Regions from separate parts of the Homo sapiens genome. Here all the other regions are linked to region 1. The links are chromatin contacts, found by Hi-C or POLR2A ChIA-PET in ENCODE. All regions are on one chromosome and are shown on one strand. Each heading gives the region's core, a stretch centred on a gene start or an enhancer-like site at or near the end of the contact. The rest is flanking DNA. Distances are from core to core; before and after follow the strand shown.

Region 1 (2,700 bases), core at 1-2,500:
TGGCCTGGGTGCAGCCCCCACCAGGCCCAGCTAGCTCATCTTGCGGCTGGGCGGGGCCCAGGACTGCTGCTGCTGACCGCCTTGATAGGCTACACCGTGAAGAATGCGTGGAAGAACAACGTCTTCTTCTCTTGGTCCTATTTTTCTGGGTGGCTGGCCTTACCCTTCTCAATTCTCGCGGGTAAACTGGACAGCGGGAAGAGGGTGGAGGAGACTGCCCAGAAGACCCTCACCCCAGAGGCTCCCCAGCTGCCCTCCCAGGAAACCCCGGGGACCTCTCGGGGACTCCCCAACACACTAACGACTCCCGCAGACCCGGCAGAGACCCCCTTGGAGCCCCAAACCCCAGTCCCCGGGGCCCTCCCGGCCATCCGCCCCAGGGCCCACCTTCCTCTCCCTGCTCCGCACCCCCGTCCCCCCAGGCTTCTGCTTTCTGCTGGCAGACATGATCATGCAGAGCACCGACGCCATCAGTGGATTCCCCGTGTGTCTGTGACTGCAGCCTGCCTGGGGCAGAATAAAGGAACGGCTTTTTTTAGCGCTGCGGCTCCGCGTGCTTTTCTGCGGGTCGTGGGGACGCAGGCACGGGGTTGCATAGAGGCTCAGGGAAGACATAAGGACATGAACTCATAGGGAACGTGGAGACAGGGAGACACAGACATGGAGACACAAGTCTCCATGGATTGGGATGGGAACAGGGACATGTGGGAGGGGCGGGGCCAGGAGGGGACGTGGGCCTTTGGAGAGGGTGTGGAGAGGCTGTGGGGACGACATGGAGGTGAAGTAGAGACACGGACAGGGGAGGATACGGATATGGAAGGGACAGGGAACACGGGGATGGAGAGAGTGGAGAGACCGACGCGCGAGGATTCAGAGGCGTGGGAATACGAGTACCGCGACTTGGAGAGGCCGGGAAGAAGTGGGGGATCTGGAGAGGGAGAGCAGATCCGGGGATACCGGGAAGTGTTTATAGGACCGGGAGGATCTATAAACTCCGGGCGCGCTTCCCTCCAGTGCACGACCTTTCCCCTAGTTCTCTGCCCTGCCCTCTCCGCCAGGCCTTTCCTTCTCTCTCCAGGTCCCGCTCGCTCCCCGAGATCCGCTTCCCATTGGTTTGCATTGCTTGCCACACCTCCCTTCCTTCCGGCCTCTCGATTGGTCCTCTGTCGGGGAGGCGGGCTCTGCAGCGGTTGACTGGCTGACCGTGCTGCGCGCAGGCGCAGAGAGGGGCGCGGGGGGCGGGGGTGGTGGGGCTTCTGGACTGAGCCGCTGAGGGTGCGGGCTGACCCTGTAAGTGGCTGCGGCGGGAAGATGGCGGAGCTGCGCGTGCTCGTAGCTGTCAAGAGGGTCATCGACTACGCCGTGAAGGTGATCGGGCCCCCCTCTCCCACATCCCTGAGTCCCGCAGCCGTGTGCTTCCGGGGCCACGAGCGCACACTGGGTGGGGGTCTTCTCGTAACCCCCGACCTCTGCCGCTTTAACCCCCAAACGTCAAAGTCACCTGAGGGCAAAAATCCAAGAGTGAAGTTCTAACATCCGATCCCTCCGGGGTCACGGCCATGTTCTCTTTTCCCTCGTTCTGGATTCACTCTCTTGATAACTGTTCAGAGTGAGTTGCTTTCTCTATTTCTTACCCACTGGAAGAAGTCACGGTCCCTGTTTAATGCACGGAGAAACTGAGGCACAGAGAGGTCACCCAGCTAGAGAAGGGCAGAGCCGAGAGTTCTATCCAGGTTCCTCTGACTGCTTTCACCCACTAGGCTGCATTACTTACCATTGTACTCTTATATTACCCGAAATGTGCTATAGAGGGAGTCAGACAGGGTCCTGTGGGGCCCCAGAAGCTGCTTTCCACCCTCCATAGCCACAGGGTGAGCCAGGAGGCTCTAGCTAGGGAGAGAGAAGTGTGTTTGCTAGAGATGAAAGTTCAAGGAGCCAACCTGACTGAGCTGGGGGTAGCTCACATTCTCCATGAAAGAGGTGGGGGAGGGTGCTCTCAGCGCCTGGCTTGTTGTCCCCAGAGGGAAGCTGGTGTGGACAGAGGTGAATCAGACACGGTCTCTCAGGCCCGTTTCTCTCAATGCTTGGCCTGAACTGGACTGAAGATGGTGACTGTCTGTCCATGTCTGTCCTTCCCATCAGCCTGGGGACTTACCTCCGTGTCCCCAGCATTACCTAGCGCAGGGCCTGGCACCCTGGAGGCCTCAGGGTGGGCAAAACCAGGGTCACAAAGTTGACACTGATACTGCCCCTGCCTGCTTAGGGAGTGGGCTGGGGAAGAGGGTACAGGAGCCAGACTTGAGCATGAAAGTGTCAGTGATGATAGCAGCCAGCATTTAGCGGGTACTTACGTGGCAGGCATCGTTCCAAGTCCTTTGCAGAGATTAACCCATTCAGTCCTTTCAGTACCCTTTGTATTATTTATTATTTATTTTTATTTTTTGAGACGGAGTTTTGCTCTTTTTGCCCAGGCTGGAGTGCAATGGCGCAGTCTTGGCTCACTGCAACCTCAGCCTCCCGAGTTCAAGCAATTCTCCTACCTCAGCCTCCCAGGTAGCTGGGATTACAGGCATGTGCCACCACACCTGGCTAATTTTTTGTATTTTTAGTAGAGATGGGGTTTCACCATGTTGGTCAGGCTGGTCTCAAACTCCAGACCTCAGGTGATCCACCCGCCTGCCTCGGCCCCCCAAAGTGCTG
Region 2 (2,700 bases), core at 199-2,698, 2.5 Mb before region 1:
TCCCGGATTTCCGGGGGGTGGGGACCCCGACTCTCAGGGTTGGAGGCCTGCATTTCTGGATCCCTATAAACATGGGCTGAGAGCCCCCCCAAGAGCATCTCTAAGACCGGAGTGGGCAGGGACCCGGGCCTCTGAGGGGCTCAGGCTCCAGGCCGGAAACTGCACGCGGTGCTGGCGTCAGGCCCGAGGCCCAGCTACGCCTCCCACGGCCTCCCTAATCGCCATTCGGGGCTTGCGGGAGCACCTGGGAGGCTCCACCCGGAGCCAGACACTGCCTGCCCCCACGCCCCTCCAGGACCCTCGAAGGAGAAGGAAATCGGGACTGGCCCAGCGTCCCGTGCTCTAGAAGGCGGGCTACTGCCCCGTCCCAAGCAGGGGAGGAGGACGAGCGAGGGCGTCACTCATTCTGTCCCCCGCGGAAGGTGGGCTAGCCGCGGAGGGGGGCGCGCAGGGGAGGGGGGCGCGCCGAGGGGAGGGGAGGGGAGGGGTCCACCCCGCCCTTAGGGCCTCCAGCCATCGCCCGAGATCAGAGCTCAGGAATGCGCAGCCAGACCCTGGAGGGTGAGGAAACACCCCTCCGGGATTCCTCGCAGCGCACCCGACTCTCCGGGCCACACCCAGCCCCTCAGTGTCCTCCCTCGTCCACTCCAGACGCCACACCCATCGCTCACGCTGAGAATCGGGCCCCGGAACCCCAGCTTCGGCTCTCGGCACCCAGAGGTGCGGGACGCAGCCCTGTCTTCTCCTCCTTTCCCAGCTCCTTCTGCACTTCGGAAGCACGGGGCTGGATCTTAACACCCCCCTCCCTCGGCCTTTCAGGAGCCCAAAGTTCCGATTCTGTCTGTCCCCTGGATGGGGAGGGGTCAGTAATTCTGAATTCCTTCCATTCTCATTCCCAAACCCAGGACACCTAACCCTAAGCGCTTCCCCTCCTAAAGGACCTCCACGTACCAGATTCCAGCCTCCAACTAGGGCACCTACGAGTCCCCATCTCTCTACTCCCGCAGACCCAGCCCCTCCTCCCTCAGACTCAGGAGTCCAGGCCCAGCTCCTCCTCCCTCAGACCCAGGAGTCCAGGCCCTCAGCCCCTCCTCCCTCGGACCCAGGAGTCCAGACCCCCCAGCCCCTCCTGCCTCGGACCCGGGAGTCCAGACCCCCAGCCCCTCCTCCCTCAGACCCCGGAGTCCAGGTCCCCTTCCCCACTCTTCCAGACGTATGACCTCCACAGTCCAGGTCCTCAGCCCTCTCCTCTGCAGAACCCCAAGAATCCTGGCCCAGCCCCAGTCTTTCTAGGGACCCAGACATTCTGAGACCCAGCCCATTCCTCTCTCTGGCCATAAAGACCCTAGACTGTTGCTTATGCCCTCTGGGGTCCCCACAACCTCACCTCAGGCAGCCAGTGGCGACTGCGGCTGAAGCAAAGACGACAGCGGCAGCTGGAAGGGTCTGAGGGCTGGGTGGGGTTGGAGGGCTGGGGAGCCAGCGCGGGCGGGACGGGGGCGGGGCCGGGGCGGGGCGCAGCTCCGGCTAGGGCGGTGGACAGGGACTTCCCCGAGTCTGGGCTATCCCAGCCCCGCCCCGAGGCGGGGCCAAGAGCAGACCACGCCCCCCAGAGTAAAAGTAGCGTGGAGCTCCCGCCCCACCCCAGTGAGCAGGGTGGAGGGCTGAGGTCACGGTTGCCGTGGTGACAAAACAGGAAGACACAACAGCTGGCGGCGTGGAGACTCCTGGGGGCTGCCCTCCTCGACACAGCCCTAGAGGAGTCTCCCGGGTAGGCCAGGGAAGACCGTTACCATAGAAACCCCGCATGTTTAGGGTTTGTTTAGTGCAGAGCCCCCCAGCTCAGGTCCCCGCCCCCGTCTCACCTCACTCCTTTCTTCCGCTCCCTTCCTACCCCCTCCTTCCTGGTCTGTTCCGCCCCCACCCCTTCCTTGCCGGATGAAACCTTAGACACCTGGGTCGCAGCGGATTGGGGGACCAGGCCCCTCAGTTCAATGGGGGGGCTAGGATCTCTGTCTCTTGGAGCCCTGAGGGAGAGCAGAATTGAGAGCAGTATTCCTGGGCTTTAGGTGGTTCTGGGCTACGATCCCTGACTGATGGGTCTCCCCAAGAAACAGAGGCTAGATTCCTGTATTTAAGGACTTGAAGGGGCGGCAAAATGCTCCCCTAGTACCCACTGGCACCGGGCGCCGCAGGGTAAGGGACTCGGGCTGGACGCAGGTCTCAGATATCACAGTGGATAGGGGTGGGGTGTGTTGGGGGCAAAATTCCTGGGAGCTAGCGCGGTAGCAGTTGGGGGCCCGGATTCCTGGGCTCCACAGGATGCCTAGGCTGAGGCCCAGATTCTTGGCTCAAAAGAACAATCAGGCCTGGGCGCGGTGGCTCACGCCTGTAATCCCAGCATTTCGGGAGGCTGAGGAGGGAGGATCCCTTGAGCCCAGGAGTTCGAGACCAGCCTGGGCAACATAAGGAGACTCTGCTCTATTAAAAATAAATCATCATGATCATCATAATAGAACCATTAAAGCTCAGACTCGGGTTTTCCGAGCAGGTGTTGCAAGCCTAGCCGCCTGGGTCTGGAAGGCAGCGATATTTTTGGCCTACATTCCTGACTCCTGGATGGAGGGAGGGACTCAGAATTTTAATGAGGATGGGGCTGGGGCTGGGGCTTGGGGCTCTGGATTCACGGATCCTGCAAGA
Region 3 (2,700 bases), core at 179-2,678, 2.8 Mb before region 1:
TGAACTCTGGAGGCGGAGTTTGCAGTGAGCCAAGATTGCGACAACTACACTCCAGCATGGGCAATGGAGCGAGACTCCGTCTCAAAAGTAAAATTAGCCAGGTGTGGTGGCGTGCGCCTGTCTGTAGTCCCAGCTACTTGGGAGGCTAAGATAGGAGAATTGTTTGAACCCAGGAGGCGGGGGTTGCAGTAAGCCGAAATGGCGCCACGGCACTCCAGCCTGGGCAACAGAGCAAGACTCCGTCTCAAAAGACTAAATAAAACGAGAAAACTTAATTAAAAAAACAATAAACCAAGCAAATGTGCAAACCCTGTTATCACCATCACTTAGCCCAGAAATTCCACTTCATAGTCTACTCTCATCCACTAGCAAACAGGCCACATAAACAGAATATAAAGATATAGACGGGTGCCCAGGTGTGCCAGGCCTATCTTTAGCTCTGGTCATTACTAAACTGAAGGTCCAATAACTGGGCAAAAAAGCCACACACCTAAGAAACAGGGCAAAGACTGATCCAGATACACTTTTCCTACTCCACAAGTGCCACTAAAAGTTAGAAGGCTGGTTCCATTTATCCAATGACACAACTCTCATCACTGGAACAGAGGCAACAGAAGGGAGAATGAACCTCACAAGCCCTGCACCCCATCCCTCTGCTGTGGACTCCCATACGCACCTTCGAACAGACGCCGTGGGTCCTTCTCATCAAGCGTCAGCAGTTCCCGGGCGGCCTTGCGGATCTTGGCCAGGGTAAATTTGACCCTCCAGACCTCACGTTTGTTCCGGAGCCCATACTCGCCTGGTGGGGAGAAGGGGGTGGACAAGTGTAGTCCCACGTACTGGCACAACAACTAGACTGGCAGCTTTGGAATCACAAAACCTTCCTAAACCACGAATAGTACCAAATTTAGGGGACGGACTAGATAGAGTACATGGGCACCTTCATCCACGTGCTAACCGCCTCCCGGAAGCCGAACCACTTCCCGGAAGCCTTGGCCACTCACCGATCAGCTTCAGCTCTTGGTCGAGACGAGATTTCTCGAAGGGTCTCCGCGGGGTCACATAAGTTTTGCGACAAACCCAGCTCCGGGCCACTGGCATGTTGGCTCCGCTTCCCCGTCTGCGCCTGCGCGGGAGAGAAGTGTGAGCGTAAGGGATCCAAACGGCGCCTGCGCAGTCCCACAACTACGCCAAAACCTCGCGGAGCCCAGATCCGATCTCGCGAGAATAACCTCCAACGCTCTCATAGTCAGTATCTGCCCCCACAACCGTGCTGCACTCCCGTTCAACCACCCTGCTCTGTTTCCTAACGTCTTTAGCTTACTCATGGAAACTCGGAAGGCCCGGGCCACCATCCAACCCAAACCCTAGAGAAAAAGCACACCACCGCACCTCACCTAAGCAAACCACCCGGTCACTGAGAAAGAGGCGCGGAAGCGCCACGGCTGCGCTCTTATAGTAACGCCGGCGTCTCGTGACGTTTTCACGCACCACGCACGTCAGAGCCAATCAGAAGAGGCGTTGGCTGGCTGAGAAGCAGTGGAGACGTGAGGCTGGGCTAGAGCGGCGTGCTAACCTGGGAGGACTAGGTTTTTTCCGGCCAGGGAGTGGAAACCTGAGAAGTAGGGAGAACCTTCCTTCTCCGCCCCTGGACGGTGGTTTTTCTTTTTCTTTCTGAGACAGGGTCTCGCTCCGTCGCCCAGGCTGGAGTGCAGTGGCGTGATTTCGGCTCACTGAGGCCCCGACCAACCTCTCGGGCTCGAGCGATCCTCCCACCTCCTCCCCAGTAGCTGGGATTACAGGCACACGCCACGACGCCCGGGTAGCATTTTTTTTTTTTAACAGTCGGCGTCTTGCCATGTTGCCCAGGCTGGTCTTGAACTCCCGGCCTCGAGAGAGCCTCCCGCCGTGGCCCCCCCAAAGTGCTGGGATTACAGGCGTGAGCCACCGCGCCCAGCCGAGATTATTTCTGTCACTAACAATAATGTGGCATTCTGGAACGCTATGTGCCACATACTGTTCTAAGAATTTTAAATGTATTTACTCAATCTTCAATACATACTTACAGAGCACTCTCAGAGAAGTTGCCCCCCCACCCATGGTACTATTATTATCAATAGCCACTTAAGGGGTATTAGTACTATTATCAGTAATTTATTTTATTTTTGAGACGGAGTTTTTCGCTCTCGTCACCCAGGCTGGAGTGCAGTGGTGCGATCTCGGCTCACTGCAACCTCCGCTTCCCGGGTTCAATCGATTCTCGTGCCTCAGCCTCCCGAGAAGCTGGGACTACAGGCGCCCACCACCATGCCCGGCTAATTTTTAAATTTTTAGTAGAGACGGGGTTTTGAACTCCTGGTCTCCAACGCCTGACCTCAAGTGATCCACCCGCCTCAGCCTCCCAAAGTGCTAAGATTACAGGTGTGAGCCACCGCGCCTGACCTAGAGTTCTCTTTTTATATATAGTCTGGTTATTGTCTGTCTGTACACCCATCTCTCCACTCCGAATGCGATGGTCTGTCTCCACAGCTCGTGTTCTTCAGTTGTCTTCCCTACGCTGCTGCCTCGGCAGTCACTATCTCCTCAGGAAGCAGTCCCACCCGCCCCTTTCTCTTCCACGGCATCCACACCATCCGGATGCCTGGATTCAAATGCCACGTCACCACTTGCCAGCTGCAGTGCCTTCGACAAGTTTCTCAA
Region 4 (2,700 bases), core at 147-2,646, 2.8 Mb before region 1:
GGTGGCCGCCCTGCACTGAGAGGCAGGGACTGCTCAGAAAGAGGGGCTGGTGCTGCCCGCAGTGGGAGCTCACTAACATGGACAGCGTGGCGGCTTAGTGTCTTTCACCAGGCACCTGAGCGCCAGGGGATCCCAGCAGCCCCCAGCAACAAGACCACAGTGGTCCTGATATCACTGGGAGACGCCCACACCCAGAAGGTCGGAGAGTCACGATGCAGGGGAGTTCAAGGCTGCAAAGCCAGGGGCAGACGCCAGGATCAAAGAAGTGTGAGAGCTGAGACCAGACGTGGGCCACACTGAGGACGGTCCTGTACCCCAGGTGGGGGAAAGCCAAACTCCCCCAAAAAGGCAGGCGCCCAGTGCAGCGGGATGGCGAGGCTGGAGCCACCCAGGGCGCTACTCGCTATGAGAGGGAAGAGCTGCAGACTACAGAGGTGGAAACTTCGGCAAAGGCTCCAACTAACGGGGAGTTTCTCCTCCACTCCTCTCCCAAGAGGCTCCCATCCGATACAGACGGGCAGCTGGAACCTGAGATCCAGGGGAGGCTGCGCTCCCGGGAGCAGTGAGGAGGGATGCGGAGGGCGGCCTCGGTCCTGGGAAGGGTGACTCCCCCACCCAGCTGGGGTCCTCGTCCCGACCACCACCCCCCCTCCCCGCCACCGTCGAGGGAGAAGCCCCGGCGCGGAGGCTGCCCCACAACGCGAAGGACCGAGGCCGAGGGGGGCAGGCACCTGAGCCCCGAGAGGGCGGGCACCTGGGACCAGGGGCGCCTCCATCCTTCCAGCCAGGAGCCAATACCGACGCGGAGAGGGGCGGGCACCTCGCGCCCGGGAGGCTTCGCACCCTCACACCCCTACCGGGGGGCCCGACGCGATGCCACGCGGGGAGGCGGCGGCGGGCGGGGCCCGGGGTCCGGGTCGCGGAAGGACCCCCGGGAGGCGCTGAGGAACGTGAAAGAGGCGCAGGAACGGGAGGGCGAGAGGGAGGGAGCCGCCCCCCGCCGGGAGCCCCGCGCTGCAGAGGCGGCGGCAGGGGGCAGGCGAGGGGAGGCCATGTCGCGACAGACGGCGGTGTCGCCAGGGCGGGAGGCGGCGGGGAGGGCGGCCGATGGCGCCGGGGGGAGGAAGGGAAGGGGTCCGGCCCAGTCGAGCCTGACGCTCTCACCACAGGAGCTGGCGCCGCCGCTGAGGAGCGTATCGCGACAGGCGGGGGAGGCGAGCGCCCGCCGCCTTTTTCTCGCGCCCCGGGCCCGGGCGCTATCGCGATAGCGGCGCGAAGCGGAAGTGGGGTTGGGGGAGTGGGCCCGGGGTTGTTCTGACGACGGGGGTCGGGGCTCAAGGGAGGCCGCGGCGTCTGCCGATGGCTCCGCGGAAGCTGACCGGGCCCGGTCCAAGATGGCGGCGGCGGAGGAGGCCTCCCCTCCTCTCTTCTCGTCTCTGGCGCCGACCCGCCCCCGAGTCCCGAATATAGGCCAGTCATTGCTCCCGCTGAACGTCGCTCCTGACCCTTGGAGGCTTTCTATTGGTTCCTGGCAGGGATGCGCCCTGCCCCCTTTCGCGGATTGGGTGATCGCTCCAAGGCGCGGCGTTCGATTGGCCTCCCGCGCAGGCTGCTAGGATTGGCTCAGGTTTTCCTCCCCGCTCCTCCTCCTCCTCCCGCCTCAGGGCACAACACGCCAGCGCGAGGACCCGAACGTCAATCAAGAGACCTGTGTCGTGCTGATTGGATGTATCCGCCCCCCTCTCTTAAAACAATTGGTCTGGGGGAGGAGCTACGACAGTCCAGGGGCGGGAAGTCGTCCGTCAAGTTTAGAGCTCTTTTTAATTGGTTGCGGGGGCATATTCTGCCTTGAAGTCATTGGTTGGTCCTGGAAGTGGGTGGGGAAAGCGGAGGAAGGCATGGAGTGTGGGCGTTAGGGGCCGCGTACCTAATGGGAGACAGACAGGTGCCTTTAAAGCGGGGGCCGAGCCGAAGTCATCTGCCAATCAAAACAGCCACAGGGCCAAGTGGGAGGAGCTGGGCAAGAAAGTCCACCCCTTTTTCTTCGTTGGCCCTAAAAGTTATCATTCATGCTAGTTGGACCAATAGCGTGGCGAGTGGGCGGTAGCTGCTCGTAGAGCGTGTGAAAGAGGGTGTATGTAGCTGGCAGAAGTGGGACTTGGTCGCAACCGTTGCGTCCCGGCCAGGTAAGCAGCTTCCCTCTCAGCTGCCTCGTCTTTCTCCAAGTGCCTCTATGTTGGCACATCTCTGAAATTCATTATTTGCTGAGTGAAAGAAGAAAGGGACCAGAGACACTGCTTTAAGTCTCTGGCACCGTGCATAGCAGAATTGGTTGGGAAGCGTGAGGCATGGAGTTTTTGTCCTGCCCCTGCCTGGTTAGGCGACCAGATGGTGGGACAGTCATTCTCCTCTGCGTCTCCGCTTCCTTAGTGTGTTGAGGACGCTGCAGAAGGTACAGAGGAGACGGGTGGCTCCCTAATGCCTGCTCGTTTCAGGTCTCAGCTCTGTTGTCTTCTTGGAGAGAAAACTTCCCTGACCTCCCTCCCGGGCGGAGCGCTCCTGCGCGCCTTGTTCGTTAGGATTTATTTTTGTACGTCTACCGTCATTTTCGTAATTATTCGGTTTCCCTGTCTGGATTTTGCATCTCCAGCACTTAGCACGCAGGAAGTAGTCAGTAACCATTTGTCAAAGGAATAGATG

What was found. Hi-C counts contacts between places; a loop is a spot of excess contacts on that map. ChIA-PET counts read pairs that join two places held with the same protein, here RNA polymerase II (POLR2A). Pooled maps may share reads with other maps.
Region 2: a map of CD8-positive, alpha-beta T cell shows a loop between it and region 1 (22-fold over the local background). The contact joins the promoter of MYADM here to the promoter of ETFB in region 1. A Hi-C loop is called at or near these places in 4 of 168 maps with a recorded cell type or tissue (B cell, CD8-positive, alpha-beta T cell, chondrocyte and 1 more), 4 of 37 single-sample maps with no recorded cell type and 17 of 50 pooled maps.
Region 3: a loop to region 1 is called in a map of ascending aorta, with 3 times the contacts of the local background. The contact joins the promoter of RPS9 here to the promoter of ETFB in region 1. A Hi-C loop is called at or near these places in 2 of 168 maps with a recorded cell type or tissue (ascending aorta and gastrocnemius medialis), 2 of 37 single-sample maps with no recorded cell type and 12 of 50 pooled maps. POLR2A ChIA-PET finds 5 or more read pairs at or near these places in 1 of 52 experiments (GM12878).
Region 4: a map of naive thymus-derived CD4-positive, alpha-beta T cell shows a loop between it and region 1 (11-fold over the local background). The contact joins the promoter of CNOT3 here to the promoter of ETFB in region 1. A Hi-C loop is called at or near these places in 1 of 168 maps with a recorded cell type or tissue (naive thymus-derived CD4-positive, alpha-beta T cell), 2 of 37 single-sample maps with no recorded cell type and 13 of 50 pooled maps. POLR2A ChIA-PET finds 5 or more read pairs at or near these places in 1 of 52 experiments (Caco-2).

The regions. Positions count from the first base shown.
Region 1 is chr19:51,364,938-51,367,637 of GRCh38, reverse strand. ETFB (electron transfer flavoprotein subunit beta) reads left to right here and starts at 1,250. Exons shown (of 6, transcript NM_001985.3): 1 at 1,250-1,368. The coding sequence starts at 1,312. It overlaps CLDND2 (claudin domain containing 2), which reads left to right. Exons shown (of 4, transcript NM_152353.3): 3 at 62-181; 4 at 423-540. The coding sequence ends at 496. RefSeq lists silencers at 1-134, 405-454 and an enhancer at 684-1,643.
Region 2 is chr19:53,866,631-53,869,330 of GRCh38, reverse strand. MYADM (myeloid associated differentiation marker) reads right to left here and starts at 1,448. Exons shown (of 3, transcript NM_138373.5): 1 at 1,388-1,448. It overlaps MYADM-AS1 (MYADM antisense RNA 1), which reads left to right and starts at 224. Exons shown (of 3, transcript NR_184033.1): 1 at 224-422. RefSeq lists enhancers at 1-558, 1,668-2,643.
Region 3 is chr19:54,199,586-54,202,285 of GRCh38, reverse strand. RPS9 (ribosomal protein S9) reads right to left here and starts at 1,428. Exons shown (of 5, transcript NM_001013.4): 1 at 1,398-1,428; 2 at 1,005-1,126; 3 at 677-799. The coding sequence starts at 1,101. RefSeq lists a silencer at 1,115-1,608 and an enhancer at 1,371-2,040.
Region 4 is chr19:54,136,458-54,139,157 of GRCh38, reverse strand. CNOT3 (CCR4-NOT transcription complex subunit 3) reads right to left here and starts at 1,396. Exons shown (of 18, transcript NM_014516.4): 1 at 1,165-1,396.